Linked DNA regions of Homo sapiens: region 1 is linked to region 2. Evidence: chromatin loops called from intact Hi-C (ENCODE). Cell type or tissue: gastrocnemius medialis. All regions are shown on one strand. Links, peaks and the distances in the headings refer to the core of each region. The heading gives the core; the rest is flanking DNA.

Evidence for each region. A loop is a pair of places that touch in the nucleus more often than their neighbours do. Peaks named below come from ENCODE experiments on the same cell type or tissue, not always from the same donor. Only the 100,000 strongest peaks of a DNase experiment are listed, where the experiment ranks them.
Region 1: a loop joins it to region 2, with 2.3 times the contacts of the local background. A loop is called at or near these places in 2 of 110 quality-filtered maps.

What each region holds. Positions count from the first base shown.
Region 1 is chr1:52,654,473-52,669,962 of GRCh38, reverse strand. SHISAL2A (shisa like 2A) reads right to left here. Exons shown (of 3, transcript NM_001042693.3): 3 at 12,898-13,173. The coding sequence ends at 12,923. Among named protein-coding and RNA genes, the nearest start is that of SHISAL2A, 29 kb to the right of the region's middle. RefSeq lists silencers at 3,332-3,626, 6,712-7,006. In gastrocnemius medialis, for the core only: a CTCF peak has its summit at 3,399 (motif pointing right); a DNase peak (open chromatin) is centred at 4,132; H3K27ac peaks cover 5,180 bases.
Region 2 is chr1:52,741,111-52,756,958 of GRCh38, reverse strand. It overlaps ZYG11B (zyg-11 family member B, cell cycle regulator), which reads right to left. Exons shown (of 14, transcript NM_024646.3): 2 at 336-501. It also overlaps the pseudogene RNU2-30P. Among named protein-coding and RNA genes, the nearest start is that of ZYG11B, 23 kb to the right of the region's middle. In gastrocnemius medialis, for the core only: a CTCF peak has its summit at 8,619 (motif pointing right); no DNase peak of the experiment used is centred there; H3K27ac peaks cover 7,365 bases.

The DNA.
Region 1 (15,490 bases), core at 1-8,000, 83 kb after region 2:
GTGGGATGGAACATTGGAATGGCAGAGAGAGGAATGTTGGTGGGGTGGAGTGCTCCCCAGAATGGAATGACAACATGACAGAATGTGGTGTGCTGGAACATTAGTGTGTCAGAATATTAGGATATTCTAGAATGTTGATGTAACTGGGCCTACACAAATGTAGCTGTGTAGGTCACTATGTTCTGCACTTTTTGTATCATTCTAGGCCTTCGCTTTTGTCCCTACCTTGTTTTTTTTTTCTCAATAGAACACCACCTTCCAGATGTCTTAGCATCCTCTTTTTTTTTTTTTTTTTTTGAGACAGAGTCTCGCTCTGTCACCCAGGCTGGGGTGCAGTGGCGTGATCACAGCTCACTGCAACCTCCACCTCCCAGGTTCAAGTGATTCTCGTGTCTCAGCCTCTCAAGTAGCTAGGTTTACAGGCATGTGCCACCAACCCCAGCTAATTTTTGTATTTTTAATAGAGATGGGGTTTCACCATGTTGGCCAGGGTATTCTCGAACTCCTGGCCTCACATGATCCACCCGCCTCGGCCTCCCAAAGTGCTGGGATTACAGGTGTGAGCCACTGCGCCCGGTAGTATCCTCTTGCCTGTAGCTCAGTTGTATCTCAGGGTTGGGCTGCTATCTGATTCAGCCTCTGAATCTCCAACATTCCCTAGCTCAGTGCCCTGTAGGGGTCCAGTAAAGATCCAATTGGTGGTTCACGCCTGTAATCCCAGCACTTTGGTAGGCCAAGGTGGGAGGATCGCTTGAGCTCAGAAGTTCAAGACCAGCCTGGGCAATAAGAGAAGCCCCATCTCAAAAAAAAAAAAAAAAAAAAGATCCAATTGGCTGCTGGTACATGGGCTTGTGTCAGTTTTATTTTACACTGAGCCACTTTTTCCTTTCTGACTGTGCCCACTCTCCTTCAAGATCTGTCTCAACTACCTTGCAGGCTCAGGACTCGGGTAGATTACCTTGTCCATTCCTGTGTTTTCAGAGCCCGGTTCAGGGGCTGCCCAGAGGGCATGCCAACCCTGTGGCTTAGTCAGGGTAGCCTGACTAAGCTCTTGGCCAGAGGCCTGTCTGCAGCTGGGGCTCTTAGGGCTGGAGTTCAGCTTCTGGAGCTGTTAGGCTGAAGGAGACTCAGGATCCTTGAGGTTAGTCAGGAGCAGGGTAGGCCAGATCAGAGTTAGTTGGGGGAAAGGTGAGGCTTCATTACCAGAAGAACCTGATCCAAAGGCCAAATCCAAGAGCTGGGGTAGGGCATAGATTGGAGTCCAGAGTAGGAGCGGATGGGGAGGAGTTGGGGTAACGGCTGGTCTCCTAGACGTTCACTCCTCCTTTGCTCCATACACTCATTCGTGTGGCTGACACTTGCTGAGGCCTCCTCTGAGGAAGATCTGTCCATGCCCTGGAATTAACAGTCCATAATGGCGAGATGGACACATAGAAAATGACAATCCAGTGTGGTCGGGGCTATGACACAGAGAAGCTGTGGGAGACCAGAGGAGATCCCAACTCAGCTTGGGAGTCAAAAACAATTTCCTAGAGGAATACTCTCTAAGCTGACGCTGGAAGGAGTCAGGGAGGGGTGGGGGGCATTTTCAAATGGGAAGGCTGCCTCAAAAGCCAAAGTGCACGGAAATTTCCCAGTACCTACCTGTGGGCCTCAGATCAAGGTGCTAATCACAGACTGTTCAGTTCTTTGGGCCACACATGTTTGGTCTATCCAGGTCTAATTACCTTCAGACTTTCCCCAGCTATTCCAATAACCCACAAATTGAAGTATGTTGCAATCAATTCCAACCAGGAGAGGATAACTGCATCTTAAAGTGTGGAGACATTTCCTGATTTTGAGAGAACAGAATTTTCTGGACGTGCAAAGCCTGCTACCTCCCAGCCACCCTGCTGCCATGGCCTTTCTTCTGGGCCCACACATTAGCTATGTACTCATCCCAACAGCTGGGTGGGCCATTTACTCCCGGGGTGACCATCTCAGTTACTTCAACTTTGAAATGAGCTCCATAATGGTGTGGGGAATGCTTACTAAACTGGGTGGCAAGAGAACTATATTCAAACCATGGAGGCTTCACCAATGGCACTGTGTGAGGTTGGGCAGGGCATTTCTCTCTAGAACTCAACTTTCCTACCAGTGAAAAAGCAGAAAGGATGCAAAGGGGCTAGGATCTCCCTGCCTTGATGGTCCATGTCTATGTCAAATGCTGTATGTCCTGTTTTTGGCCTGCTTCTTTGAAATAGAGGCCACGTGATAGAGTGGATTCTGCAGACAGAAGATTTAGATATGATTCTGGTTCTGACTTGCTTTGTAAGTCTGGGACAGCCATGAAACCCCCTCCGAGCCCCAGTTTTCTCATTTGGTAAACTGAGGTAATACCTACCTCACAGGGTTCTGTGAGGCTCCAGTGAGCTAAAAGCAACATAATGATGACGATGACAATGATGATGATGGTGGTGGTGGTGATGGTGATGGTGATGGTGATGGTGATGATCTGTCTCCACAGCAGTCAATCTCTTTGAACGAATTACAATTGTGGTTGTTGCCAGGAAGTTAGGAACCACCTGCAGGGTCATAGAGAATGTGAACAAATCTTTGAAAGACTTCCCCATGGCGGAGCAAACATTCCCAGCAAGAGCTATTACTGAGGGGAAAAGAGGAATGAACTCGTGCTGACTAACTACGCCCATTTACTTCTTCCATTCCTGCAAGGTAGGTGTTCGTGTACCCATACTAGCTGGGTAACCAGTATATAAACCTTTCAGAGCCTCAGTCTCTTCACCTGTAAAATGTAATATTACCAAACTCAGAATTGGTGAAGCCTATAGTGGACATTGATTGCTCTGGGCCACCCAGCATCCAAACACTCCCTATCTGGAGGAATTCCAAGCTATGTGGGAGCTGAAGGAGGCAGCAACTCCTCCTGACCCTTGTGGGCTTGTGATTGGCCAAGTCAATGCCCTACATGGGCTGAGTCTGGTGGCAGTTAGCAGAGGGGCAAGGACAGAGATTACTTCAGGTGGCTGCAATGGGGCAAGAGCCTAGCAGTGCAGTGGTGATCAGCAAGTATCTGTGTGGCTAGAGGCAGAGTCTGTCCTAAACACATAGTTCCCATGGCAGGACTTTGGCCGTGCCCAGCTGCCCTTGATTCTCATCTAGCTTTGTGGTCTCCCTGTCATTTCAGTGAGACATCCAATAGCTTTCCAGTAAAGACCCTTTTTGCTTAATTTTGCCAGAGGTAGTTTCTGGCAACTACCTCTGAGAATTTGTTTACAACTGAGAATCTTGACTGGTACAGCGTAAACCCCATAACATGCCAGACACAATGCTCAGCATATAGTAAGCACTCAAAAAACTATAGACACACACACACACACACGCGCGTGTGCACAGAAACAAAAGTTCAGAGAAGTAAAATGATCTGCCTAAGGTCACACAGCAGGTGGTGCTATGGGGCTGGACATGGACATCTTGGTGGTACACTGCATTTAATTAATTAATTAATTAATTTGAGACAGAATCTCACTCTGTTGCCCAGGCTGGAGTGCAGCGGCGCAATCTTGGCTCACTGCAACCTCCGCCTCCTGGGTTCAAGTGATTCTCCTGCCTCAGCCTCCCAAGTAGCTGGGACTACAGGCGCCTGCCACCACGCCCAGCTAATTTTTGTACTTTTAGTAGAGGCACGGTTTCATCATGTTGTCCAGGCTGGTCTTGAACTCCGGACCTCAAGTGATCCCCCCGTCTCAGTCGTCCAAAGTGTTAGGATTACAGGCGTGAGCCACCGCTCCCAGCCGGTACACTGCATTTAGATATCACTTTACTTCATAACACATTGTAGAACAATGTATTATTAACACATTTCTTCGTAAGTATCCAAACAACCTAGTGAGGCCAGAAGGGCTGGGATATTCTCTTGAGACAGAGAGGAAGGCATTAGCTCAAGGTAACCCTGTAAATAGTGGTGGCCTAGAATCCAGGTCTCAAGTCCACAGCCCAGGGCCGGTGCTCTGGTCATGTTCACACATGTGAGCTCACACATGCACACGCTGCTACATTTTATGAAGCAGCTCCATCGGAATACATGGCTACCTGATGCATTAGCAACCTGGGGTGAGTCAGCAGCTGCCTGTGAGGCCATCAGGGAGGGAACACCATGTACCAGAACTTGCAGAAAGGAGTGCTTCTGCAGCTTCCATGTGATCTGGGGTACAGGGAAGTGGGGGGGGATGGTGCTTGAGAAGAAGGATGGGAGGGAGGTGGGGATGGGTAGATTTGTCCTAACTTAGGGCCTCCTCTGGGCCCCAATAGGGCCCATACTTATTGAGGGAGATTTTGGTTCCTGCAGTGTTGGCAAAGTGGCTTAATTCGACTTAATGGAAGAAAAATGTGTAATGAATATGGATAATGCATACAATGAGGCCCCAGGGAGGGCTGGTTGGAGGAAGGGTGATGAGCTCATGATAAGTCTGAATGATAATGAGGCTGTAGCTCCAAGGGTGAGCCCAGGTAGAAGACATCGGGGACAACTGCTCCTCCCTAGGGGAGTGGGATCCTCCTGCTGACCTCTGTCCCCACCCTGCCCTGGCCTTCAGACCTTGACCTCCCACTTGGATAGAGTTACAGAATGTCAGATTCACAGGATTCTGGTTTCACAGGATTAGAATCAGGCTCAAGATTCCACAATTACAGACCTTTAGCACCACATATGTTAACAATAGAAAATTTCAGAATTGAACAGTCTGACAATTGGAGCCCCTTGGGAAGAAATCTAGGAGATCTTTCCCCAACTTTCATTTAGTAACAATAAATAACATCTGTCGAGCACATCACAACTTCCAAAGTCCTTTCACATCTGTACAGACATCGCATAGGGGTGGGTGGTATTATACCTTCAGCTTAAGTATTGTGCAGATCAAAATGGGCTGGCTGGCGGATTGCTTGAGCCTGGGAGTTCGAGACCAGCCTGGGCAACTTGGCAAAACCTCGTCTCTACTAAAAATACAAAAATTAGCTAGGCGTGGTGGTGTGCGCCTGTAGTCCCAACTACTCAGAAGGCTGAGGCAGGAGGATCACTTATGCCAGGGAGGTCAAGACTGCAGTGAGCCATGATTGCACCACTGCACTCCAGACTGGGCACAGAGCAAGATCCTGTCTTAGAATAAAAATAGCCGGGGTGCAGCGGCTCATGCCTGTAATCCCAGCACTTTGGGAGGCCGAGGCAGGCGGATCACGAGGTCAGGAGATGGAGACCATCCTGGCCAACACAGTGAAACCCCGTCTCTCCTAAAAAATACAAAAAATCAGGGCCGAGCGCGGTGGCTCACGCCTGCAATCCCAACAACTTTGGGAGGCCAAGGCGGGCAGATCACCTGAGGTCGGGAGTTTGAGACCAGCCTGACCAACATGGAGAAACCCCGTCTCTACTAAAAATACAAAAAAATTAGCCGGGCATGGTGGCACACGCCTGTAATCTCAGCTACTCGGGAGGCTGAGGCAGGAGAATCGCTTGAACCCGGGAGGTGGAGGTTGCGGTGAGCCAAGATTGCGCCACTGCACTCCAGCCTGGGCAACAAGAGCAAAACTCGGTTTCAAAAAAAAAAAAAAATTAGCTGGGCGTGGTGGCCGGCGCCTGTAGTCCCAGCTATTCGAGAGGCTGAGGCAGGAGAATGGCGTGAACCCGAGAGGCAGAGCTTGCAGCGAGCGGAGATCGCGCCACTGCACTCCAGCCTGGGCGACAGAGCGAGATTATGTCTCAAAAAAAAAAAAAGAATAAAAATTAAAATTAAAAAATAAATAAATAAAATGGGCTGGTCTTGCAGGACAAATTCTATTTTCCATATGCCAAGGTTTCGATACCTTTGTCTTCTGTAGTTATATAAACACTTCTATTTGGTATAATGTGTTCAAATTCTCTGTTGTGTAAATTCTGCACGGTCAAGTATGGTTTTTCAGAATGCATTTTGGCATATTGCAATGCTCAAAAATATGACTATCATTGTTGCATCAGCATAATCAGGGTTGGTACATTCTGCGATAGCTTTTTGGCAGGTTTTATCATCCAGCACTATTTTCAGTTCACAAAGGACTTAAACAACATATCCAAGAATAGATTTAAGTCACTAATGTAAAGACTGAACTTCAAGTTACTTCAAGGGTTAGTCAGCACATGTTCTGATTTTCTTTCTTTCTTTTCTTTTTTTTTAGACGCAGTTTCGCTCTTGTTGCCCAGGCTGGAATGCAATGATGCAGTCTCAGCTCACTGCAACCTCCACCTCCCAGGTTCAAGCGATTCTCCTGCGTCAGCTTCCCGAGTAGCTGGGATCACAGGCATGCGCCACCACGCCCGGCTAATTTTTGTATATTTAGTAGAGACGGGGTTTCACCATGTTGGCCAGGCTGGTCTCGACCTCATGACCTTAGGTGATCCACCCGTCTTGGCCTCCCAAAGTGCTGGGATTACAGGCGTGAGCCACCGCGCCCGGCCACATGTTCTGATTTTCTTAGAATAAGAAGTTAAACTACCAAAGATACGGAAAGAAGAAAAAAAGCAAACATAAGCTTTGGTGGATAGGAGCGCATAATGAACGCCACACAGAGGGGTGGTTGCGGGGAGGGCGGAGGAGGTGCTTGGAGGGAACCTGTGCTTGGGATTCTGCCAGTAACGGGCTGCGAGGGGTCTGGGGCAAATCCCTCACGCCTCTGGGTCTCAGTTTTTCCCTATTTCAAATGGGGATAATAATTCTCACCCTGGGGAAAGTTCGGGAGTTGATCAGCCCGGGAGGACATCTGCAGCCACAGGACAAAGAGCTAAGAGAGATGGAGAAGAGGGAGGGGTGTGGAACCGCAGGGAGCTGCGAGGGGCTTACGGCTTCCATGGTAACCTACAGCAGCCAGGAGAGAAGGCGGGGCTTGAGAACCCGGAGCTGGAGGTTTAGAAGATGAAGGTTTCACAATGAAGCTCCCTACTTCCCGGAGAAAGGCCTCCTTGGAGATAAGGCTGGCTGCACGACAGCAGCCCTCTGTGCTGGACAAGTAGTGATTTTGCCCTGTGCTTGAATAAACAAACCATGGCACTTTCCACAGTGTATTTAACTGTCTATTTAACCTAGCAGTCTTCCTCCAGTAGCCTGAGAATTCCCTGAGGGCAGGAATTATGACTGATTCATTTCTTTGTTCCTAGAGCCCAGGACAAGACCTGGCACACAAAAGATAGTCTGTTGGTTAGCGGACTATGGCTGAAGGTGGGGCTAGAGAGATCTACTTGTCCAGAGCCCTTGGAGCCCTAAGGGGTACTCTCTTTAAAACAGAAAGGGTGGGGGGGCGGTACCTCACGCCTGTAATCCCAGCACTTTGGGAGGCCTAAGTGGGCAGATCACTTGAGGTCTGGAGTTCAAGACCAGCCTGGCCAACACGGTAAAACCCCATCTTTATTTAAAAAAAAAAAAAAAAAATTAGCCGGGCATATTGGCAGGGGCCTGTAATCCCAGCTACTCACAAGGCTGAGGCAGGAGAATCACTTGAACCCGGGAGGTGGAGGTTGCAGTGAGCTGAGATTGAGACATCGCACTCCAGCCTGGGTGACAGAGCAAGACTCTGTCTCAATAAATAAATAAATAAATAAAATAAAATAAAATAGAAAGTTGACAGGATAGAATGCTTCCTCTACCTGGATGAGACCCTTCAAGTATTGCCATGGTCCATCAAGATTAAGTTCAACCCCTGCTTCCTCCATGAAGGCTTCCAGACTGTTTCTTTTCTCCTGCCTTAGAATCTTTGCAACTCTAATGGTCCTTACCCCACATCTTGGCATTTGTTTGGGATCTCTCTCTGACTGTTCTCTAGGGGTTTCACGGGTCAAACCTACTCTTCATCTCTAGTAAGTAAGGCCTGAAGGGCGGGGTTGCAGGATTATTATTATTTTTTTTTTTTTGAGACGGAGTCTTGCTCTGTCACCCAGGCTGGAGTGCAGTGGCGCAATCTCAGATCACCGCAACCTCCTCCTCCTGGGTTCAAGCGATTCTCCTGCCTCAGCCTCCCGAGTAGCTGGGATTACAGGCACCTGCCACCATGCCTGGCTAATTTTTTGTATTTTTAGTAGAGACGGGGTTTCACCATGTTGACCAGGCTGGTCTGGAACTCCTGACCTCAGGTTATCCGCCCTCCTTGGCCTCCCAAAGTGCTGGGATTATAGCTGTGAGCCACCATGCCCGGCCGTATTCTATTCTAAGGGCTTGTCACAGTGGTGGGCCCACAGTGTGTCTTCAGTCAACTCTCTCAGAGTGGGTCATCTGCTCTGGGTGGCCTTGATCCTGTGAGGGATGGAGAAGGTATGCAAGGAGCCCTTCACACCCCTGTGAGTGTTCCACACACGAGACTTCCCAGGTGGGACCCAGGGTTCTGGGACCGAGCAAGGCATGGAGCTCTCCTGGGCTGTGGCCTGCAGCCTGGCTTTGGCTGTCTTGTGCCCTGGCCCCTGAGCCAACAGGCACAGATCAGGAGGAGCAGTGTCATGAGTCAGTCAGGCAGTAGAATGGCCTCCCCCTGACCGGAGGACAGATGTCTAGGGCCCAAGTCATTTCTTGTGGATACATGAGACATCACTGTCCTTTAGACTTCTGAAGGATCTGCAACCAAAGGGCCCCAAAGGCAGAGATCCTGAATGGCAAATTTCACTTCAATGTTACAGAGAACAGGAAGCAAGTGCTCACAAAAGGTGTTGTCGAGTTCCTTTCCATGCTTGAAACCCTTTCCTGTGGCTCCCTTTTGCCCTCGGGATAAAGACCAAGCCCCTTAATATGGCAAAGGCTTCAGGACTTGGCTCGTCTACCCTTCCAGCTTCATCTTTCACCATTCCCACCTTGTGTCTACCCAAACTGAACTACTTATTGTTACCTGAAAGAACCATATGGTCTCTCTTAGCCATAGGTCTTCATGTATGCTGTTCCTTCTGCCTTAAATGCTGTTCCTCATCTTGTACCAGAAACCTCCTTTCACCTGTCAGTGGGTCCTTTAAACTTAATCCAGTTATTGCTTACTCCAGGAGGCCTTCCCAAAGTCTTTGGCTAGATTAGGGATCTTTTGTAAATGCCTGTAGCAATGAGCTTCTTGAAGATAGGGATCGGGACCTCATTTAGCCAAGATTCTGGCAGAAAATCATTGTCAATCAATGTTGAATGGACAAACAAATGTGAACGTCTGAGAAAAAAACACCTAGCAGGATAGCTGTAAAGGGGAGTGGAATGTTCTAACGTTTCCAAGTTCCAAGATTCAACATTCTCTAATTCTGGGCTGAAGATTCACTCCCCTCCATCCGAAGCCCACTCTCCAGCTAGCTCCTCCGCCCTGTGCCCTCTGAGTGTTTGTTCTCAGGCAGGCACACACACATGTTCTGAACATAACCGGGAAAGCAATTTACAAGAAATAATTGCCGGTCGATGTGTGCTTGGGAACAGCGGTGAGCTCAGACTATTTCTGTCTGCGTATCAGCCCACCCAGCATCCTCCCACTGCGGCTGCCCTGGGGGAGGGGCTCCTATCACACAGGGTGGGCAGTTTGTTTCTAATGCAGGACCCAGACTAGCCAACCCCAGTGACAGCCGGCTCTGAGCCTTGATTGAATTCAAAGGAGAGGAGCTGTTGGGGGGCAGGGAGGGGCTTTATGAGGCCTAGGATGTGTAGGTCAGCAAAAGCAGCATGTACATTCCCTTTCTCCAACTGTTGGGGAAATTCTACCAGGTCTTCAGGGCCTTGCTCAGTGTGCGGTCTCCCCCACATCTCTCTGGCTCGGAGTCCTCAAAGCTTGTTTTTGTTCTTGCAGAGGCTGTTGTGCTCAAAGGGTGGTCTCAGACCAGCATCATCAGCATCACCTGGAATTTGTTAGAAATGCAAATTCTGGGGACTTACTCCTGACCTACTGAGTCAGACACTGGGGTAGGAGGCCAGCATTCTGTGTTTTAACAAGCCCTCCACACAGCTGATTCTGATGCAGCCTCGAGTTTGAGAACCACTGCCTTAGGCCGCGGATGACCACTTTAGCGTTTGGAATGCACACAGCATCTCCCCCTTCTGACTGCTAGCAGCCTAAAGGCAAGGGCATTATCAGATTCTTTCCTGAAACCTCCCAGTCTCCCTTGAAAGTGTTCAGAGAAAAGTTGGATTTTTCTGATGAGGATACCAAGGACAGAGAAGGAATTCGTCCTGTGAAGGGTCGCACAGAGCGTCAGGGACTAAACATCCCAATATCACCCAGCCCCACCACATATATACAAGTACCCTAAGCTCTTTCTATAACAAATAACTTGCAGGTCCTGGGCCACACTGGCTCGCTCTCACTATTGTGAACAAGCTGTATTCTGACCATAATGTTTTCTGTTCCTGTCTCACCTGGAAACTTTGAGTCATCTTTGATGATTCAGCTCAGACATCATTTCTTCCTCCCTAAAGCCCCATGAAGGGCCACCACTGGGCCTCCTGGCCATTTGTGTGCCTGCCTTGTCCTCCATGTGAGCCCCTTGAGGGTGAGAACTGTCTGATTCCTCTTGTTTGTGGCAACCTGCACAGGTCCTAGAATAGAATGGATACCACTAAGTGTGCAGTAAATGGACAAGGGTGCTGGGTTTTAAGTGCTGAAAATAGGCTGGGTGCAGTGGCTCACACCTGTAATCCCAACACGTTCAAGGCTAGCCTAGGCAACATAGCAACCACCCGTCTCGATAAAAAAAAAATTTAAAAATTAGCTGGACACAGTGGCACGCACCTGTAGTCACAGTTGCTTGGGAGGCTGAGGCAGAAGGATTGCTTGTGTCAGGAGTTTGAGGTTGCAGTGAGCTATGATCTCCACTGCACTCCAGCCTGGTGACAGAATGAGACTGTCTCAAAAAAAAAATGCTGAAATAAAAGAGCACACACACACACACACACACCACCACCACCACCACCACCAACAACAACAAATGAAGCAAGACCAGAACCAAAATCTCTTGACTTCCAGCCTAGAACACTTCTGTGGGTGACTCACCCTGTCTTGCCACCCCATCATGTACCCTTTGGCTGGCCTCAGGCACAGGTATCTAAGAGTGACTCTTTCACTGTTGCCAAATCCAGCAGCAGGTCATGTCACTGTCTGAAATGTCAAGAGCTGCTTTTGGTGGCTGCTGAGCTGCGTCTCCACAGTCCTTGTCTTGCATTCCGAAGGCGAAGCCTAAAAGCCATCGCCAAAGTTAGGAGAGCAGCCAGGAGGGAGGGCTGACAGTCAGCATCTTGCCCTAAGATTCCTTTGCGATCAGATTAATAATAAGACATGTTAAAAATAATAATAATAGCTAACACATAGTGCTTTCCATTTGCCAACACTTTTCTATGTACTTGCATGGACTTAGTAATTTAGTCCTTCCCCAAGCCCTATTAGAAGATACTACTAAGATTCCAGCTTATATAGATGAGAGGACTGAGGCACAGAGGTTACCTAGCAAGTAAGTGACAGGGGCAGGATTTTAACCAGGCATTTGGCTCCAGAGTTGTTCAGTATTACATAGTTTACTGTTATTGTCCATTTGTAATTTAAAAAGTCTTTTAGCAGGAATACTATGTTATCATCCATTGGTCATTTAAAAAGTCTTTTAACAGGCCAGGTGTGGTGGCTCACATCTGTAATCCCAGCACTTTGGGAGGCCAAGGCAGGCGGATCACTTGAGGTCAGGAGTTCAAGACCAGCCTGGCCAACATGGTGAAACCCCGTCTCCACTAAAAATACAAAAATTAGCCAGGCATGGTGGCACACACCTGTAGTCCCAATTACTTGGGAGGCTGAGGTGGGAGGATCACTTGAACCCGGAAGGCGGAGGTTGCACTGAGCTGAGATCATGCCATTGCACTCTAGCCTAAGTGACAGAGCAAAACTCCGTCTCAAAAAAAAAAAAAGTCTTCTAGTAATTTAATGTTTACGAAGTGAGTTCAAATCCATCACCTCATTGAACACTTGCAATAACCCAGCAAGGGGACTGAGGCTCAGGAAGACAAGGGACTTTATCAAGGCCACACAGTGGCAGAGTCCACCCTCTGGAGCCTGTATTCAGTCTGATAACCATTCATTCATTCATTCATTCTTCTTCTTTTTTTGTGATGAGGTCTTGCCCAGGCTGGAGTGCAGTGGTGTGATCATAGCTCACTGCAGCCTCGACCTCCAGGGCTCAACTGATTCTCCTGCTTCAGCCTCCCAAGTAGCTGCAACTACAGGTATAAGCCACCACATGTGGCTAATTTTTAAATTTTTTGTAGAGTCTGGGTCTCACTGTGTTGCCCAAGCTGGTCTTGAATAAGTGGGCTCAAGTGATCCATCCACCTTGTCCTCCCAAAGCTCTAGGACTACAGGCGTGAACTGCCGCGCCCTGCCCCTATTCATTCTCTCACTTAGCACTCACTCCTTCATCTACCTAAGAAATAGAATGACGCCTGAGCCCTGTGCACAACATACTCCCTCTCTATCCGTCCCTCTGCAAGGGGCTTACTCCAGGATGGCGCACTCCAGGGTGAGGCAGAGCTGCTGAAGAGGCAGAGATCATCCCCCTCTGAGGGCTAATCATCTTCTCAGGGGCTCCTAAATACACCTACTGTGGGGCAGGAAAACCATGTCAGAGTTCTCTGACTTCCCAGTTGGGTGAGGGGCTCCTCTGTGCCTTCACAGGCCCCAGGCTTCCACCCGATTGCATGGAGTTGTTACTGACCATTTTTCCTAGGAGTCATGTCAAAGTTCTTTGGCCCACAATAGGCCAAGCAGAACAGTATGGCAGGGTCCACAGCAGGGCTGGGTATCTTTGCTGGGAGAAGCCCTCATTTATCATGCTAGGCTCTAAAGTCCTTTCCCACTCCCACCTTTCACTGAAGAGACTCCAGAAGGGGATGGTATGGAGACATTTATTGAATGTTTATGGGACTGGTCCACATAGGTCAGGGTTGGGTACAGAGGCTTCCTCAGGGCTGCCTGGAATGTCACTGGTGGTCACTGTGGCCATGAAGCAATGATGGAGGAGGCGTTTGGAGTTCACAGCCTGCCCCTCATTGCTCTCCAGCTGCGGGTTCAAGCAGGAGTAACTCTGCTGGAGAGGGCTCACTTTTGGCACTTCTGCCGCCATGCCTGTGTTCACACCTTGGCAGTCAGGAGAAACCTCCTCAGGGCCTGGAAAACAGCAAACTGAGGGTGTGTGGCTCTCTTCTTCCCCAACAGGATCACACTCCCCAGCTGACTTCTCTGGTGCTTACCTTGGGCAGTGCACTGTGGTCAGAGCCTTAGAAGCATCATTTGTTTAACATGTATTTATTAACAATACACCACATTATGCACTGAGAGCTGTCAGTGTTGCTCATGAACTTGTAGTTTGGTGGAGGAAACAGATAAGAAACAATTGTTAAGAGCTATGAAGACTTGACCTTCACCATAACCCTATGAGGTAGGTACTATTAGAAATCCATTTTATAGATGAGAACACAGGATTACCATACAGCTAGTATGGAGAAGAGTGGTGGACATTTTTAAAACATAGATTGTTCTCGCTTTGAGAATAGATTCCATGCTTCTCTTTGCTGAGTGACTTATCTTCTCTCTTCCTCTTAAATCAAAGCTTGAAAGGAAGTCCACTTGGCCTTATTATTCTCTACCTTCCATTCATGACTTGTTCAGCTGCAACTTACTTTGTTCTGCCCCCACTATACCTTCAAACTATTTGTCACTAAACCCATAGTCACTTCTAAATCCTTATCTCCCTTATCAGGAACATTTAACATTATTTATTTATTTTAAATTTTACTTTACCAGTTATAGGACTCTGATTCTTTTTTCCTTTTTCTTTTTTTAATCAGGAGCATTTGACACAATTGAACATTTCTGTCTTTCTAGATAAAAAAATGTATCAAGTGTTTAAGCCAAAAATTCGAGTCATCTCTCACACCTTCTACCTCGGCCCTTTCACAAAGCCAGGTCCTGCTGGTTCCACCTAATAGTCATCTGTGGTATCCACCCATTTCTCTCCATCCTCAAGGCTACCACCTTAGATCAGGCTTTCATCTTCTTCTGCCCAGACCCCTGGAACGGCCTCCAGTGGGGGCCCCTCCATCACGTCCTCCATGCTGTAGCCAGAGAGATCTAAGATCTTTCTAAGATCAAGTGAGTCTATGTACTATTCTTTCTGAAAGCTTTCAATCTCTTTCCATTACCTGTGCTCCTTGAGATGGCATCTCATTGTGGCTTTAATCTGCATTTCCTTAATGACTAATGAAGTTGAACATATTTTCATGTGCCTATTTGCCACCTATATATCCTTTTTCAAAAACATTATTTTATTTTGAGATAGGGTCTTGCACTGTTGCCAAGACTGGAGTGCAGTGGCTTGAACATGGCGCACTACAGCCTTGACCTCCTGGGCTCAGGTGATCTTCCCACCTCAGCCTCCTGAGTAGCTAGGTCTATAGGTGTGCACCACCACATCCACCTTTTTTTTTTTTTTTTTTTTTTTTTTTGTAGATACAGGGTCTCATTATATTTCCCAGGCTATCCTGAAGTCCTGGGCTCAAGTTATCCTCCTGCCTTGGCTTCCCAAGTTGCTGGGGTTACAGGCCTGAGCCACCATGCCTGGACATTTTAAAACATAGATTGTTCTCTGTTTGTCTTTAATGAAGTGTCTGTTCAAGTCTTCTGCTCATTTTCTAATGGGATCATTTGTTTTCTTAATGTTGAGTTTAGGGTGTTCTTTATATATTTTGTTTTATTTATTTATTTATTCATTTATTGAGACATATCACTCTGTCACCCAGGCTGGAGTGCAGTGGCGTGATCTCAGCTCACCACAACCTCCATTTCCTGGGTTCAAGTGATTCTCCTGCCTCAGCCTCCTGAGTAGCTGGGATTACAGGCTTGTGCCACAAGACCTGGCTAATTCTTTTTGTATTTTTAGTAGAGACGGGGTTTCGCCATGTCAGCCAGGCTTGTCTTGAACTCCTGACCTCAAGTGATCCACCCACCTGGGCCTCCCAAAGTGCTGGGATTACAGGCATGAGCCACCACACCCGACCAATCCTTATATATTTTGTCAAATATGTGAATATATTCTCCAGTCTGAGGCTTGCCTTTTCATCCTCTTAACAGGATCTTTCACAGCATTAAAATTTTGAACTTTGATGAATACTGGCTTATCTTTTTTAAAATGTATTGTGCTTTTGATGTCTTGTTTAAGAATTCTTTGCATAACCGCATGTCATGAAGATTTTTCCCTGTTTTCTTCTAAAAGTGTTAGAGTTTTTTGGTTTACATTTAGATCTTTTTTGAGATAATTTTTGTACAAGGTGTGAGATCTAGGTAAAGGTTTATTTTTTACTTATGGAAGTTTAGTTGTTTTAACACCATTTATTGAAAAGACTATCTTCCCCAGTTGAATTGATTTTGCACCTTCATCAAAAATCTGTTGGACAACCTTATGATGTCAGTCTACTTCTGGACCATA
Region 2 (15,848 bases), core at 4,293-12,292:
GTGGTCCCAGCTACACAGGAGGCTGAGCTGGGAGGATCACCTGAGCCCAGGAGGTTGAGACTGCAGTGAGCCGTGTTTGCACCACTGCACTCCAGCCTGGGTAACAGAGTGAGACCCTGTCAAGGAAAAAAAAAAAAAAAAAAGAAAAATGTTTATTATAAATTACACAGTAAGAGGCAAGATAGGTAAAAATAAATGAATTCATAGTCCTGGAATCAGGCTCATTTGGCCTTCTCAGTTATTTCTAAGAAAATAATTAAATGGCTACTGTAGCACTTCAAAATCAAATCTAATTAACAGCACATAATTTTTGTTTCCTCTGTTTATTTTTTTACCATGAAAAGCCATGGTCCGAAGCAGTCGATCAGCCACCTCCTGTGGGAATACTCCAGGTTCCTGCAGACACAATGTTCCATCTTGTCTGGCTGAACAGAACTTCTCAAGGTGAGTAGTCAAGAAATTCAAGCAGATATCAAGTAAGGAATAGGGAGACGCCTCCTCCTTGGAGCCCAGGGAAAAATATAAAAGAAACACAAAAACCAACTAGTTAGTTTCCAGAAAAGCAGAGAACAAAACATTCATTTACTCATTTCACAAGTATTTCTTTAGTGTCTATCATATGCTAGACACTGTGTAAGGCAGTGGAATACAATCTGTGATCTATGTTCTCAAGAAGCAATAGAAGTGAAACACTGAAACAAACATTTACATACAGCCCCTTTAGTATTAAAATAGAGGACACACTGGGTATTAAGTAAGCACACAGCAGGGGGTTCTAATCAGTCAGGGATGGTGAGCGGAAGACCTCAGAGCTTAGGAAGCTTGTAACCAACTAAAGCATCACAATATGCTGTTCAGACATGAGTATGAAGCTGAGAGAGCTATTTTTTAAAAATAGGGTAGGGCCGAGGTGGGAGGATCACTTGAGGCCAGGAGTTCGAGACCAGCCTGGCCAACATGGCAAAACCCCATCTCCACTAAAAATACAAAAATTAGCTAGGCATGGTGGTGGACGCCTGTAGTTCCAGCTACTCAGGAGGCTGAGGCAGGAGAATCACTTGAATCCAAGAGGCGGAAGTTGTAGTGAGCCGAGATTATGCCACTGAACTCCAGCCTGGGTGATAGAGTGAGGCTCTGTCTCAAAAAACAAACAAAGCCGGGTGTGGTGGCTCACGCCTGTAATCCCAGCACTTTGGGAGGCCGAGGCAGGTGGATCACCTGAGGTCGGGAGTTCGAGACCAGCCTGACCAACATGGAGAAACCCTGTCTCCACTAAACACTAATACAAAATTAGCCAGGTGTGGCGGCACATGCCTGTAATCCCAGCTACTTGGGAGGCTGAGGCAGGAGAACTGCTTGAACCTGGGAGGCAGAGGTTGCAGTGAGCTGAGATTATGCCATTGCACTCTAGCCTGGGCAACAAGAGCGAAACTCCGTCTCATAAAACAAACAAAAAAGACAAGCTTATCCTAAGATTCATATGGAAATGCAACACCTAGAATAGCCAAAACGATCTTGGAAAAGAAAAACAAAGTTGAAAGACTTTGATTACTAAAGTAATCAAAACTGTATGGCACCAGCATAAGGATAGACACATAGATCAATGAACTAGAATTCAGAGTTCAGCAATAAACTCTTACATTCGTGGTCAATTGATATTGACAAGAATGCCAGGATAATTCAACGGGCTTGCTTTTTGGCCGGGTGCAGTGGCTCCCGCCTGTAATCCCAGCACTTTGGGAGGCCGAGGTGGGCGGATCATGAGGTCAGGAGATCGAGACCATCCTGGCTAACACGGTCAAATCCCATCTCTACTAAAAATACAAAAAAATTAGCCAGGCATGGTGGCGGGCGCCTGTAGTCCCAGCTACTCCGGTGGCTGAGGCAGGAGAATGGCGTGAACACAGGAGGCGGAGCTTGCAGTGAGCTGAGATCATGTCACTGCACTCCACAGCCTGGGCGACAGAGCAAGACTCCGTCTCAAAAAAAAAAAAAAAAAGAATAGGCTTTTCAACAAATGATGCTGGGACCACTGGACATCAACATACAAAAGAATAAAGACAAAGTCCTATCTCACATCATATAGAAAAATTACCACAAAATAGATCAAGGTCCTAAATAGTAGAGCTAAGATTGTTTCTCTTAGAAGAAAACATAGGTGTAAAAAGTCCGGGCTTTAGATCAGTAAAGTTTCTTAGATATGACACCAATGTATATCTATTAAACTTCAAAAAAATTAAAAACTTTTGTGCTTCAAAGATCACCATAAAGAAAGTGAAAAGGGCACGGTGGCTAATGCCTGTAATGCCAGAACTCTGAAAGGCTGAGGCAGGAATATTGCCTGAGCCCAGCAGTTTGAGACCAGTCTGAGGAACATGGTGAAACCCCATCTCTACAAAAAATACAAAAATTACCCAGGTGTGGTGGCGCATGCCTGTAACCCCAGCTACTTGGGAGGCTGAGGCAGGAGAATTGCTTGAACCCGGGAGGCGGAGGTTGCAGTCAGCTGAGATTGCGCCATTGCACTCCAGCCTGGGCGACAAGAGGGAAACTCCATCTCAAAAAATAAATAAATGTAAAATAAACTGATAAGAACAGATACTACACTTGATCTTAGCCAAAAGGCCGAGAAATAGTCAAAGGTAGGCCGGGTGCAGTGGCCTCCCAACACTTTGGGAGGCCAAGGTGGGCGGATCACCTGAGGTCAGGAGTTCAAGACCAGCCTGGCCAACATGGTGAAGCCTCGTCTCTACTAAAAATACAAAAATTAGCTGGTGTGGTTGTAGGTGTCTGTAGTCCCAGCTACTTGGGAGGCTGAGGCAGGAGAATCGCTTGAACCCAGGAGGCAGAGGTTGCAGTGAGGCAGGATGGTGCCACTGCACTCAAGCCTGGGCAATAGAGCCAGACTCCATCTCAAAAAAAAAAAGGCAAAGGGGGCCAGGCACAGTGGCTCACACCTGTAATACTTGGGAGGCCGAGGCAGACAGATCACCTAAGGTCAGGAGTTCGAGACCAGCCTGGCCAACATGGTAAAACCCTGTCTCTAGTAAAAATACAAAAAGTGACCAGGCACAGTGGCTTACGCCTGTAATCCCAGCATTTTGGGAGGCCGAGGCGGGTGGATCACCTGCGGTCGGGAGTTCAAGACCAGCCTGACCAACATGGAGAAACTCCATCTCTACTAAAAATACAAAATTAGCTGGGCGTGGTGGTGCATGCCTGTAATCCCAGCTACTTGGGAGGCTGAGGCAGGAGAATCGCTTGCACCCGGGAGGCAGAGGTTGCGATGAGCCGAGATCACACCATTGCACTCCGGCCTGGGCAACAAGAGCGAAACTCTGTCTCAAAAAAAACAAAAAAACACAAAAAATTAGCCAGGCATGTTGGCAGATGCCTGTAATCTCAGCTACTAGGGTAAGGCTGAGGCAGGAGAATTGCTTGAACCTGGGAGGTGGAGATTGCAATAAGCCAAGATCACGCCATTGCACGCCAGCCTGGGTGACAGAGCGAGACTCTGTCAAAAAAAAAAAAAAAGAACAACAACAACAACAACCAGAAGAAGAAGAACAACCATGGACAATAATTGCTGATGGGAGAAAAAATTGGAAACCTCATACATTACTGGTGGAAATAAAAATGTTGCAGCTGCCTTGGAAAACAGCTTAGCAGTTTATTACAAAATTAAACAGTTACCAATACGATCCAGCAATTCTACTCCTAAGTATATACCCAGAAATAAAAACATGTCCACACAAAATCTTGTATGTGAATGTTTACAGAAGCATTGTTCATAATAGTTAAAAAGTGGTCTGAGGTCAGGCACGGCAGCTCACACCTGTAATCCTAGAAGTTTGGGAGGCCGAGGTGGGTGGATCATGAGGTCAGGTGTTCAAGACCAGCCTAACCAACTTGGTGAAACCCCGTCTCTCCTAAAAATACAAAAATTAGCTGGGTGTGGTGGTGCACTTCTGTAATCCCAGCTATTCAGGAGGCTGAAGCAGGAGAATCACTTGAACACAGGAGGCAGAGGTTGCAGTGAGCTGAGATCATGCTGCTGCACTCCAGCCTGGGCGACATAGCGAGACTCTGTACCCCACCCCAAGAAAAAAAAAATGGTCCGAATTGTTTTTACTCACAACACTACTGACACCAAATTTCTGGGCTTTTCCCACGCCAACAACCAGTTCTGACACCAACTGGGTATCCTACAATTCAATTCGAATTCTGACACTAACTACCCAGAATTAGCATAGCACTACAGTTTAGGCCACTGTCCCCACTGCAGGTGCCAGTCACAAGTCCCAGATTTCCACTTGTACTTCTGACCAATGAACTATAAACTGTGGGATTCCAAGATCCCCTGAGGAGGGCCTCATGTTTGATAATCTGCTAATATGACTCACAGAATTCAGGAAGGCACTTCACTTGCCATTAACTTCCAGGGAGGGGAGAGGGACTCAAAGTTGTTAATAACCAATGGCCAATGATTTAATCAATCATGCATATGTAATAATGCATCCACAAAATCACCCAAAAATGGGGTTTGGAAAGTATCCAGGCTGCTGCACACATTGAAGTGCTAGGGGTGGGGTAGGGTGTGCTGGAGGAGGCATGGAAGCTTCAAGCTCCTTCCCCCATAGGTTGCCCTATGTATCTCTTCCATCTGGCTGTTCATTTGTATCCTTTAAAATATCCTTTGTATTAAAGTAAGTAAAATTTTCATGGGTTCTGTGAGCACTCTGGCAAATTATCAAACCCAGGGAGGGAGGTGTGGGAACCTCCAATTTGTAGCCAAGACTGACAGGTGTTGTGGTTAATCCAGAGACCTACTACCTGAATTGGCATCTGAGGGAGGCCATCTTGTGGAAGTGAGCCCCTCACCTGTGAGGTCTATGTTAATGCTGGTTACTGTCAGAACTGAGGTAAATTTTAGGGCACCCAATTGATGTCTGCTGAGAATAGGAGAATTGCTCCGTATAGGGAAAAAAAAAAACCACACATCTGGTCACAGAAGTGTTCTGTGTTGAGAGTACAGTAGGAGAAAACAGTTTGTTTTCTCCTACTATATGGTTTGGTATCAAAAATATTGAGAGTGGTGTGAATATAAAGGAGTATAAAGAAGGAAAAAATGTTGTTTTTCCTATCACATGCCTTGGTCCTTCTGGCAACCAGCCCAGAAAGAAGTTATCTAGGGGCTCCTGGACACCAGTCAACTCATTAGCATACAAAAACTCTTTTCACTTCAGAGCTTCCAAGGGGTTTGGGAGCTAACGTGCAAGAAACAGGGTATGAAGATCAAATTTTGGGGGGTTTTTTGTGTGTTTTTGAGACGGAGTCTTGCTCTGTCACTCAGGCTGGAGTGCAGTGGTGTAATCTTGGCTCACTGCAACCTCTGCCTCACGTCAGGTTCCAGTGATTCTCCTGCCTCAGTCTCCAGAATAGCTGGGACTACAGGCACATGCCACCACGCCCAGCTAATTTTTGTATTTTTGGTAGAGACGGGGTTTCACCATGTTGGCCAGGCTGGTCTCAAATTCCTGACCTCAAGTGATCTGCCCGCCTCGGCCTCCCAAAGTGCTGGGATTACAGGTGTGAGCCACCGCGCTGGCTATTTTTTTTTTTTTTTAACTATATCATAGTAGAAACAACCCAAATATATCCATCAAAACTGATAAATGGGTAGGGTGGGATGGGGTGGGCGTGATGGCTCACAATTGTAATCCCAGTACTTTGGGAGGATCACTTGGGCCCAGAAGTTCGAGACCAGCCTGGGCAACATGGTGAAACCCCATCTCTACAAAAAACACAAAAATTTGCTGGGTGTGGTAGCAGGTATCTGTAGTCTTAGTTACTCAGGAGCTGAAGTGGGAGGTTACAGTGAGTCGTGATGGCACCACTGCATTCCAGCCTGGGTGACAGAGCAAGACTCTATTTCAGAAACAACAAAAACCAGATGACTGGATAAACAAAATATAGTACAGCCCCACAATGGAATACTACTTAGCAAAACAGGAATGCTGATGTACTGTACAACATGAATGAGCCTTGAAAACATGCTAAGTGGAAGAAGCCAGTCACAAAAAAACCACGTATTGTATGATCCCATTTGTATGAACTGTTCAGAAGAGGTAAATGTACAGAGACAGAAAGGAGATTATTGGTTGCTTAGGGTTAGAGGGAAGGTGGGTTAGAAGAAAATGGAAAGTGAATGCTAGTGGGCACAGGGCTTCTTTTTGGAGTGATGAAAATGTTCTAAAATTGATTGTGGCTATAGTTGCACCACTCTGCATATACTAAAAACCACTGAACTGGGTACACTTTAATAGGTGAAATGCATGGTATGTGAATTATATCTCAATAAAGCTGCTATTAAAAATAGTTGCCAGAGTCAGGCACGATGGCTCACACCTGTAATCTCAGCACTTTGAGAGGCCAAGGCAGGCAGATCACCTGAGGTCAGGAGTTCAAGATCAACCTGACCAACACAGTGAAACTCTGTCTCTACTAAAAATACAAAAATTAGCCAGGCATGGTGGCCCATGCCTGTAATCCCAGCTATTCAGCAGGCTGAGGCAGGAGAATCACTTGAACCTGGGAGGTGGAGGTTGCAGTGAGCCGAGATTGCGCCACTGCACTCTAGCCTGGGTAACAAGAGTGAAACTCCGTCTCAAAAAAAAAAAAAAAATAGTTGCTGGGGGCCAGGCAGAGTGGCTCACACTTGCAAGCCCAGCATTTTGGGAGGCTGAGGCAGGAGAATCGCCTGAACCCCGGAGGCGGAGGTTGCAGTGAGCCAACATTGTGCCACTGCTCTACTGCCTGGGTGACAGAGCAAGACTCCGTCTCAAAACTAAATTAAAATAAAATAAATAGTTTAAACAAGTGTAAACACAAGACTAGAAATAAATACATCAAAATGCTAATGATGGTTAGAGGTCATCTTATCCAAACTCCACATTTCAAAGATCAGGAAAACAGCTGAAAACTACAGGGAATTGCACCTCAAATATGTTCAATTCATGAGTTCATAATGATACAAAATAAAAACCAACTAGTTATCTTTGAAGGACACCAGGGAAATATCAACTCTGTATTTTGAAAATTGATAAGGATGGGCACGGTGGCTCATGCCTGTAATCCCAGCAGTTTGGGAGGCTGAGGCAGGCGGATCACCTGAGGTCAGGAGTTCAAGACAAGCCTGGCCAACATGGCAAAACCCTGTCTCTAATAAAAATACAAAAATTAGCCAAGCGTGGTGGCAACCCGGGAGGCGGAGGTTGCGGTGAGCCAAGATCGCACCATTGCACTCCAGCCTGGGCGACGAGAGCAAAACTCCATCTCAAAAAAATAAAAAATAAAAAAAAATAAACCCCACAAGATCACCAAGAAATTCCTGTTTGAACACTGGCTTCAAGTAATTCCCTCCTCTATTCCCCAGCAAGTTTAGTTTCTTCAGTTGTTACAAGTAAAAGTTGGAAAAAGAGAGACCTATAAAGTATAAACACTTTAGCAAGGTATTCGAAACATTTTCCTAGCTAGTTCCAATCTTCCTCTCTAGCCTTTCTCACTGTTCCCTTCTCCCTGCCCCAAATAAGCTACCTGCCAGATACACTAAACTGCATGTTTAAGCAACCTAGCACTTACTATTCCTTAAGTACTGTAACAGATATTTTCACATCTCAGAGCTTTTGTTAGTCCTTTTATAGCAAAAATCTCACTCATCTTTCTTTTTTTATTTAGGTATTTTGTTTATTTTTTTGGAGATAGTTTGGCACTTGTTGTCCAAGCTGGAATGCAATGGCACGATCTCGGCTCACTGCAACCTCCACCTCCCGGGTTCAAGCGATTCTCCTGCCTCAGTCTCCCAAGTACCTGGGATTACAGGCACGCGGCACCACACTTAACTAATTTTTTTGTATTTTTAGTAGAAACGGGGTTTCATCATGTTAGCCAGACTGGTCTTGAACTCCTGACCTCAGGCAATCTGCCTGCCTTAGCCTCCCAAAGTGCTGGGATTACAGGCGTGAGCAACCACGCCCGGCCATTTTTTTTTTTTTTTTGAGATGGAAGCTCACTCTGTTGCCCAGGCTGGAGTGCAGTGGTGTGATCTTGGCTCACCACAACCTCCACCTCCCCATTCAAGTGATTCTTGTGCCCACTGCAACCTCCACCTCCCAGTTCAAGTGATTCTCCTGCCTCAGACTCCCAAGTAGCTGGGATTACAGGCGCGTGCACCACGCCCAGCTAATTTTTAGATTTTCAGTGGAGACAGGGTTTCACCATGTTGGCCAGGCTACTCTCGAATTCCTGAACTCAGGTGATCTGCCCGCCTCGGACTCCCAAAGTGCTGGGATTACAGGCATGTGCCACCATGCCCAGCCAGCCTCATCTTTCAAAATTCAAAGCTCACTACTTCTGTGATGTCTTTCCTAATTTCTAAGGCAGAATTAATTTTATTCTCAGCACCTGAAAAATTAAATTGTACCATTAACAACAGCTACTGTGTACTGAATGACAACTGTGTGGTGCCAGCCACCTATGTACTTCATAAATATTTTCAATCTTCAATAAACAACTTTGTTTTGAACAAAAGTAAACTGAGGCTCAGAAAGATTAATTTACATATCAGAGATAAAACAGCCAGCAGATGGCAGAGCAAGAATAAAAATCACAACAGCTATCTTTTACAAGGCATTTATTCTGTATCAGGTCCTGGTGCAGATCTCTTTCCATTTCTACATCCTGAGCCAAGCACAATTACATTATTGCATTTTAAAGATGAGGAAAATAAGGCTTAGGTTAAATCTCTTCCCCATATTCACATGGCCAATATATTGCTAAACCCAGACTTCAACACAAGAATGAGGCCAAAGTTTATATTTTTAAGTTCTTAACTACTCTACTAATATCATAATTATAATTGTAGAGCACTTATATGCTAATATATGCTATGTGCTATATGCTACTAACTATGCTAAGTGCTTTACATATATAATTTCATTTATTTCTCATAAGAATTCTATAAATTAAATTCCATCAGTATCCCTATTCTACAGATAAGGACATTGAGGCTATCAGAGTTTAAGTAATTTGCTCAAGATTACAGAGCTAATAAATGGTAGAGTCAGGATTAGACCCCAAGCAATCTGACTCTAGAGTTAAATCTGTGCTTTTACCACTACATACACTGCCCTTTATATCTGATTCCCAAGCTAGTTTTCTTTTACAATTCCATGTTACACCATGGTTATCTATGACTGTATCTGTTTACCCCACTCAGCCATGAACTCTTCAAGTAGAAGGAACTTGTTAACCCTTCCTTTATCCCTAGAACCACATGCAGTCCCTGATTTTTACCTGTTACGAGAGAGAGAAAAAAAAAAGAGTGAGTTCAAATTAAGAGAGTGGTAAAGGAACTTTCCCAGTGTCACATACTGTAGAAAGTGGGGCCAAGATACAAACCCAGGTCTGTTAATAATGAAGTCCATACTTTTTCTGCTACACCATATCATCTCTCAAACAGAATAATTATTAGTCTGGCTTTGAAATAAATGCCAAAATACAACTTGGGACTAACTAGTTAACAGTGGCCCAGACAGGAGGTGATGATGCTATGGATTAGAGTACAGGCAATGAAAATGCAAAAAAAAAAAAATCAAAAGTGAAAAATATTTTGCAGAAAAGAACTGATGAAATGTAGTAAAGAATCAAACAGGAAATCAGTGCTGACTTTTTCTTAATACCTAGAACCTAGTATAACATCTGGCACCCTAGTAGACAGGCAAGTGTTCTTTCAAAGACTGATCAACATTCATACAACACATTTCTTACACACATTGTATCATTTACCCCTCACAACTTTCTTGTAGAACTTCTATACTAGATACCATTTTGTATATGAGGATGCTGGAACTCAGAAATAATAATGTACCCAAGTTCATATATTTAGAATGTGGCAGAACTGGACCTTGAACCAATCTTCAATGCCAAATATCATGCCCTTTGTCTTACCCATAAGGCCTCTCAGATGGAGGGAAAGGATGGAGGGGGGAGTAAAGACCTTACCCGCCAAAAAAAAAAAAAAACTCCAAAAATAAATCCCAGATTTAACCCAGATCTGTTAATTATGGTCAGAAGAGATAATGAAGCCCTGTAATTACCTCAAGTACAGCAAGCAGAGTGACACAGCCCCTGAGCAATGGCTGAAAATATATTCTATAGCAAATAGGAAAAACAATTCCAGCCGCAAAAAAAAAAAAAAAAAAAAAAAAAAACAGTGGCCGATCTTTATTTTTTTGGTTAATATAGTGTTTTTTTGGGACATGATATAAACCTGATAAATGTGAATTTTTCAAGTAAAGTTTGCCCAGATTGGTCCTCTCAAATACTGCTGGTTGGAGTGTAAATTGGCACAATTTTTCAGAAACTAGGGAAGTCCCTTTATCACTCTCCTAATTTGAACTCATTCTCCTTTTTGTTCTTCTAATAGGTAAATATCAGGGACTATGCTGGGTTTGGGGGATACAGAAAGGGTTAATAATTCTGCTTGGTTTATCTGTGAACTCTATTCTACTTCATGATGTTTCAAGAAATGCAAATAAAGACTGAGTTATTTCAAAATGACTTTTTGTTTGCAGGATTGTGTTCCATGGATTATGACACTGCACTAAGACTAGACCACACAGGTCATAACTTAAAGAGTTAAATATTCGCCAGGTGCGGTGGCTCACACCTGTAATCCCAACGTTTTGGGGGGCCAAGGCGGGTGGATCACGAGGTCGAGACCATCCTGGCTAACACAGTGAAACCCCGTCTCTACTAAAAAAAATACAAAAAATTAGCTGGGCGTGGTGGCACGCGCCTGTAGTTGCTACTCAGGAGGCTGAGGCAGGAGAATTGCTTGAACCCAGGAGGTGGAGGTTGCAGTGAGCCGAGATCGAGTGCCACTGCACTCCAGCCTAGGCGACAGAGTGAGACTCCGTCTCAAAAAAAAAAAAAAGTTAAATATTCAAGCGATTCTCCCCTTGTTTGCACCATTGCACTCCAGCCTGGGCAACAAGAGTAAAATTCCGTCAAAACAAAACAAAACAAAAAAAACAGCTGGATGCAGTGGCTCACACCTGTAATCCCATCACTTTGGGAGGCTGAGATGGGTGGATTGCTTGAGGTCGGGAGTTCAAGACCAGCCTGGCCAACATGGTGAAACCCCATCTCTACTAAAAATACAAAAATTAGCTGGGCATGGTGGTGGATGCCTGTAATCTCAGCTGCTCGGGAGGCTGAGGCAGGAGAATTGCTTGAACCGGGAGGCAGAGGTTGCAGTGAGCCAAGATCGCGCCACTGCACTCCAGCCTGGGCAACAGAGTGAGACTCCATAACAAACAAAAACAAAGAAAACCACCAGGTTAGAGCCATGCCTTATACATCTCCATATCCCCTATGCTTACAGAGTAAATGTTTCAGTGTCTACTGAGTAAGAAGTAAGTATGAATAAATGAACTACCTATAAGCAGATCCTCTGCTCTTGAACCACAGCTTCTTATAAAAGCAAGGCATACCAGAGAGCATGGGGCAATGAAGACAAGGCAAAAAAGGAATCTCAATCCATTAGCTCTTCCTAAACCTTCTCATAGCTTTCTTTTAATCTCTACCCTTCCTTCCCACAACCCCCACTCCGGTTTTTATTGGTCTTCCTAAATGCTCCTGCCTTGAAGTATTTAGTCATTTACACAACACTCAACTAGAGGTATTCTCAGTAATTTCCCCAAGACTCAGTCAGTTATCTGTTTTGTTGGTTAGTTTGTTTTGTGTATTAAAAGCTTCATTCTGTTACTGTATTGCCAGAGCCATGGCAAAGAAGCATTTCAACCTTCTGAGCACTTGTGGACTTCAGAATCTCTGAGCAATGAGGTTTATGTTTTGGTTAATTATAAGAAAAAATATCCTTTGTGAATTATGCTGGTAGCAATGCCTTACAGTAAACAAAGCATATTCACATCCTGATTTCATTTGATACTCACAATAACCTTACAAAGTAGAAGAAAAAGTATTAAAATTTTCATTTTACAGTTAAGAAAGCTGAGGCACAAAAATGACTTCTCTAGAAATATATTTTTTTTTTGATATGGAGTCTCGCTCTGCCAGGCTGGAGTGCAGTAACGCGATCTCAGCTCACTGCAACCTCCTCCGCCTCCCGGGTTCAAGAGATTCTCCTGCCTCAGCCTCCTGAGTAGCTGGGACTACAGGCGCGTGCCACCATGCCCGGCTAACTTTTTGTATTTTTAGTAGAGACGGGGTTTCACCATGTTAGTCAGGATGGTCTCGATCTCCTGACCTCATGATCCGCCCGCCTTGGCCTCCCAAAGTGCTGGGATTACAGGCGTGAGCTAGCGTACCCAGCCCTTCTCTAGAAATATCGTAGTTAAGAACAACAGTAGAACTGAAGTTGAATTCTAGTGTTATCACAATGGTCAAATTACCTAGCTCTTCTGACACTCAGTTCTATCCTATGTAGAGTGGGGATAATATTAGTACAGTCATGTGTTGCTTAACAACAGGAATATATTCTGAGAAATGTGTCATTAGGCAATTTTGTCATTGTGTGATCATAGAGGTGGTAGATAGGATGCAAAAACCTGTACAGCATGTTACTGTACTGAATACTGTAGGCAACTGTAACAAAATGTTAAGTATTTGTGTATCTGAAAAATCTAAACATAGAAAAAGGCTGGATGCAGTGGCTCACACCTGTAATCCCAGCACTTTGAGAGGCTGAGGTGGGCAGATCACTTAAGGTTAGGAGTTTGAGACCAGCCTGGGCAACATGGTAAAACCCCATCTCTACTAAAAATAAAAAAATTAGCTGGGTGTGGTGGCTTGTGCCTGTAGTCCTAGCTACTGGGGAGGCTGAGGCAGGAGAATCGCTTGAACCCAGGAGGCGGAGGTTGCAGTGAGCTGAGATCAATTGTGCCACTGCACTCCAGTCTGGGTGACAGAGCGAGACTCTGTCTCAAAAAAAAAAGAAAGAAAAGAAAAGGTACAGTAGGGATAGGCATAGAAGATAAAAAATGGTACACCTGTAGAGGGGACTTAACATAAATGGAGCTTGCAGGACTGGAAGGTACTTGGAATATATCAGTTGAATCAGTGATAGTGAATGTGAAGGCCTAGGACATTACTGCACACTATTGTAGACTATAAATACTTAAGCTACACTAAATTTATTTAAATGTTTTTTCTTTTTGGGGGGTGGGGACAGAATCTATCACCCAGGCTGGAGTACAGTAGTGTGATCATAGCTCACTGCAGTCTCAATTTCCTGGAATCAAGCGATCCTCTCACCTTAGCCTTTGGAATAATACGTGGGACTACAGGTGTGCACCAAAGCACCCAGCTAATTTTTTTTTATTTTTGGTAAAGACAAGGTCTTGCTATGTTGCCCAGGCTGGTCTCGAACTCCTGAGCAAATTTGTCTTTCTTCAGTAATAAATTAACATTATCTTACTGTAACTTTCTTAGCGATTTTATGAACTTTTACTTTTTTTTTTTTTTTTTTTTTTAGTATTTATTGATCATTCTTGGGTGTTTCTCGGAGAGGGGGATTTGGCAGGGTCATAGGACAATAGTGGAGGGAAGGTCAGCAGATAAACAAGTGAACAAGGGTCTCTGGTTTTCCTAGGCAGAAGACCCTGCGGCCTTCCGCAGTGTTTGTGTCCCTGGGTACTTGAGATTAGGGAGTGGTGATGACTCCCTAATCTCAGAACCAAATGGAGTCTCCTACGTCTACTTCCCTCTACACAGACACAGCAACAATCTGATTTCTCTCTCTTTTCCCCACATTTCCCCCTTTTCTATTCGACAAAACCGCCATCGTCATCATGGCCCGTTCACAATGAGCTGTTGGGTATACCTCCCAGATGGGGTGGCGGCCGGGCAGAGGGGCTCCTCACTTCCCAGACGGGGCGGCCGGGCAGAGGCGCCCCCCACCTCCCGGACGGGGCGGCTGGCCGGGCGGGGGCTGCCCCCCACCTCCCTCCCGGACGGGGCGGCTGGCCGGGCGGGGGCTGCCCCCCAGAACTTTTACTTTTTTATTAACTTTTTGACTCTTTTTTTTTTTTTTTGAGACGGAGGCTCGCTCTGTCGCCCAGGCTGGAGTGCAGTGGCACGATCTCGGCTCACTGCAAGCTCCGCCTCCCGGCTTCAGGCCATTCTCCTGCCTCAGCCTCCCGAGAAGCTGGGACTACAGGCGCCTGCAACCACGCCCGGCTAATTTTTTGTATTTTTAGTAGAGACGAGGCTTCACCATGTTAGCCAGGACGATCTCGATCTCCTGACCTCGTGATCCGCCCGCCTCCGCCTCCGAAAGTGCTGGGATTACAGGCGTGAGCCACCGCGCCTGGCCTACTTTTTGACTCTTGAAGTAACAAAACATAAACACATTGTACAGCTGTAAAAAAATACAAAAAAAATTCTCTCTTTTACATCTCTTTTTCTATCTTTTATTTTTTTTAGAGACAGGGTCTTGCTCTGTCACCCAGGCTGGAGTACAATAGCATAATCACAACTCACTGCAGCCTCGACTTCCCAGGCTCAAGAGATCCTCCCACCTCAGCCATCCGAATAGCTGGGACTACAGGCACGTGTCATCATGTCTGGCTAATTTTTTGTTTTTGTGTAGAGACGGGGTCTTACTATGTTGCTCAGGTTTGAACTCCTGGGCTCAAGTGATCCTCCTGCCTCAGCCTCCAAAGTGCTGGGGTAATAGGCGTGAGTCACCATGCCTGGTCTCTCAACTCATAAGAATCAGGCTCAAGATGTCCTACCCAAAAGCTTCCTAAGACTGACAATTCCTGTAACAGAACACAAGGGCTTTCACAGTGCTCCTTTATTGTATCTTTGGGTGACTTTTTTCTAAAGATTGGGCCAGAAATCAGGTGACTACAAAAATTACAAACTCGACAATTTAATGATAGAAATAGATTTTTTATGGATATCTTTCTAAAAGACTATGTAATACTATGATGAAGAGTGTGGGCTTGGGAGTCAGACTGCCTGGATTAAAATGCCACCTCTACCATTTACAAACCTATATAACCTTAAGCAAAGTACTTAATCTCCCTGAACCTCAGTTTCATGATTGTAAAATGAAGACAAGAGCAGTGCCTATGTCATAGGATTGTTGCCAGAATTAAATAAATTCTAAATGCAACACACTAAGAACAGTAACTGGCATATACTACCTGCTCAATAAATGTTATTACCACAGAATATCAGCTGCATAGAAAAAAACCCCGCATTTTCTTCTCTACTGTATTCTCAGAGCCTAAAACAATGCCTACTACATAGTGGGCACTAAATGTTTATTGCATGAATAAATGAAAAGTCAAGCATGAATTTATTGTTAAGCATAACTAAAATACACATTTGCCTCTAGAGAAAAAGACTACGTATCCAGAGAGAAATATTAAGTCCCAAGTCTAGCCTTGAAACCAAAATGAAACTGAAAGGCACTCAAGTATCATTTGAGTTCACAGGTACCTATGAGAAATTGAGATGTTAGATATCTCTGACTTCTCATCGTAATACTCCATGGAAAATCTCCTCTTAGTTGTTTGGGTTTTTAAAAAACTTTCTTTTCTTTTCTTTTTTTTTTTTTTTTTTTTTGAGACGAAGTCTCACTCTTTTGCCCCAGGCTGGAGTGCAATGGTGCAATCTCGGCTCACTGCAACCTCTGCCTCTTGGATTCAAGCAATACTCCTGCCTTAGCCTCTCGAGTAGCTGGGATTACAGGTGCATGCCACCACACCCGGCTACTTTTTGTATTTTTAGTAGAGATGGGGTTTCACCATGTT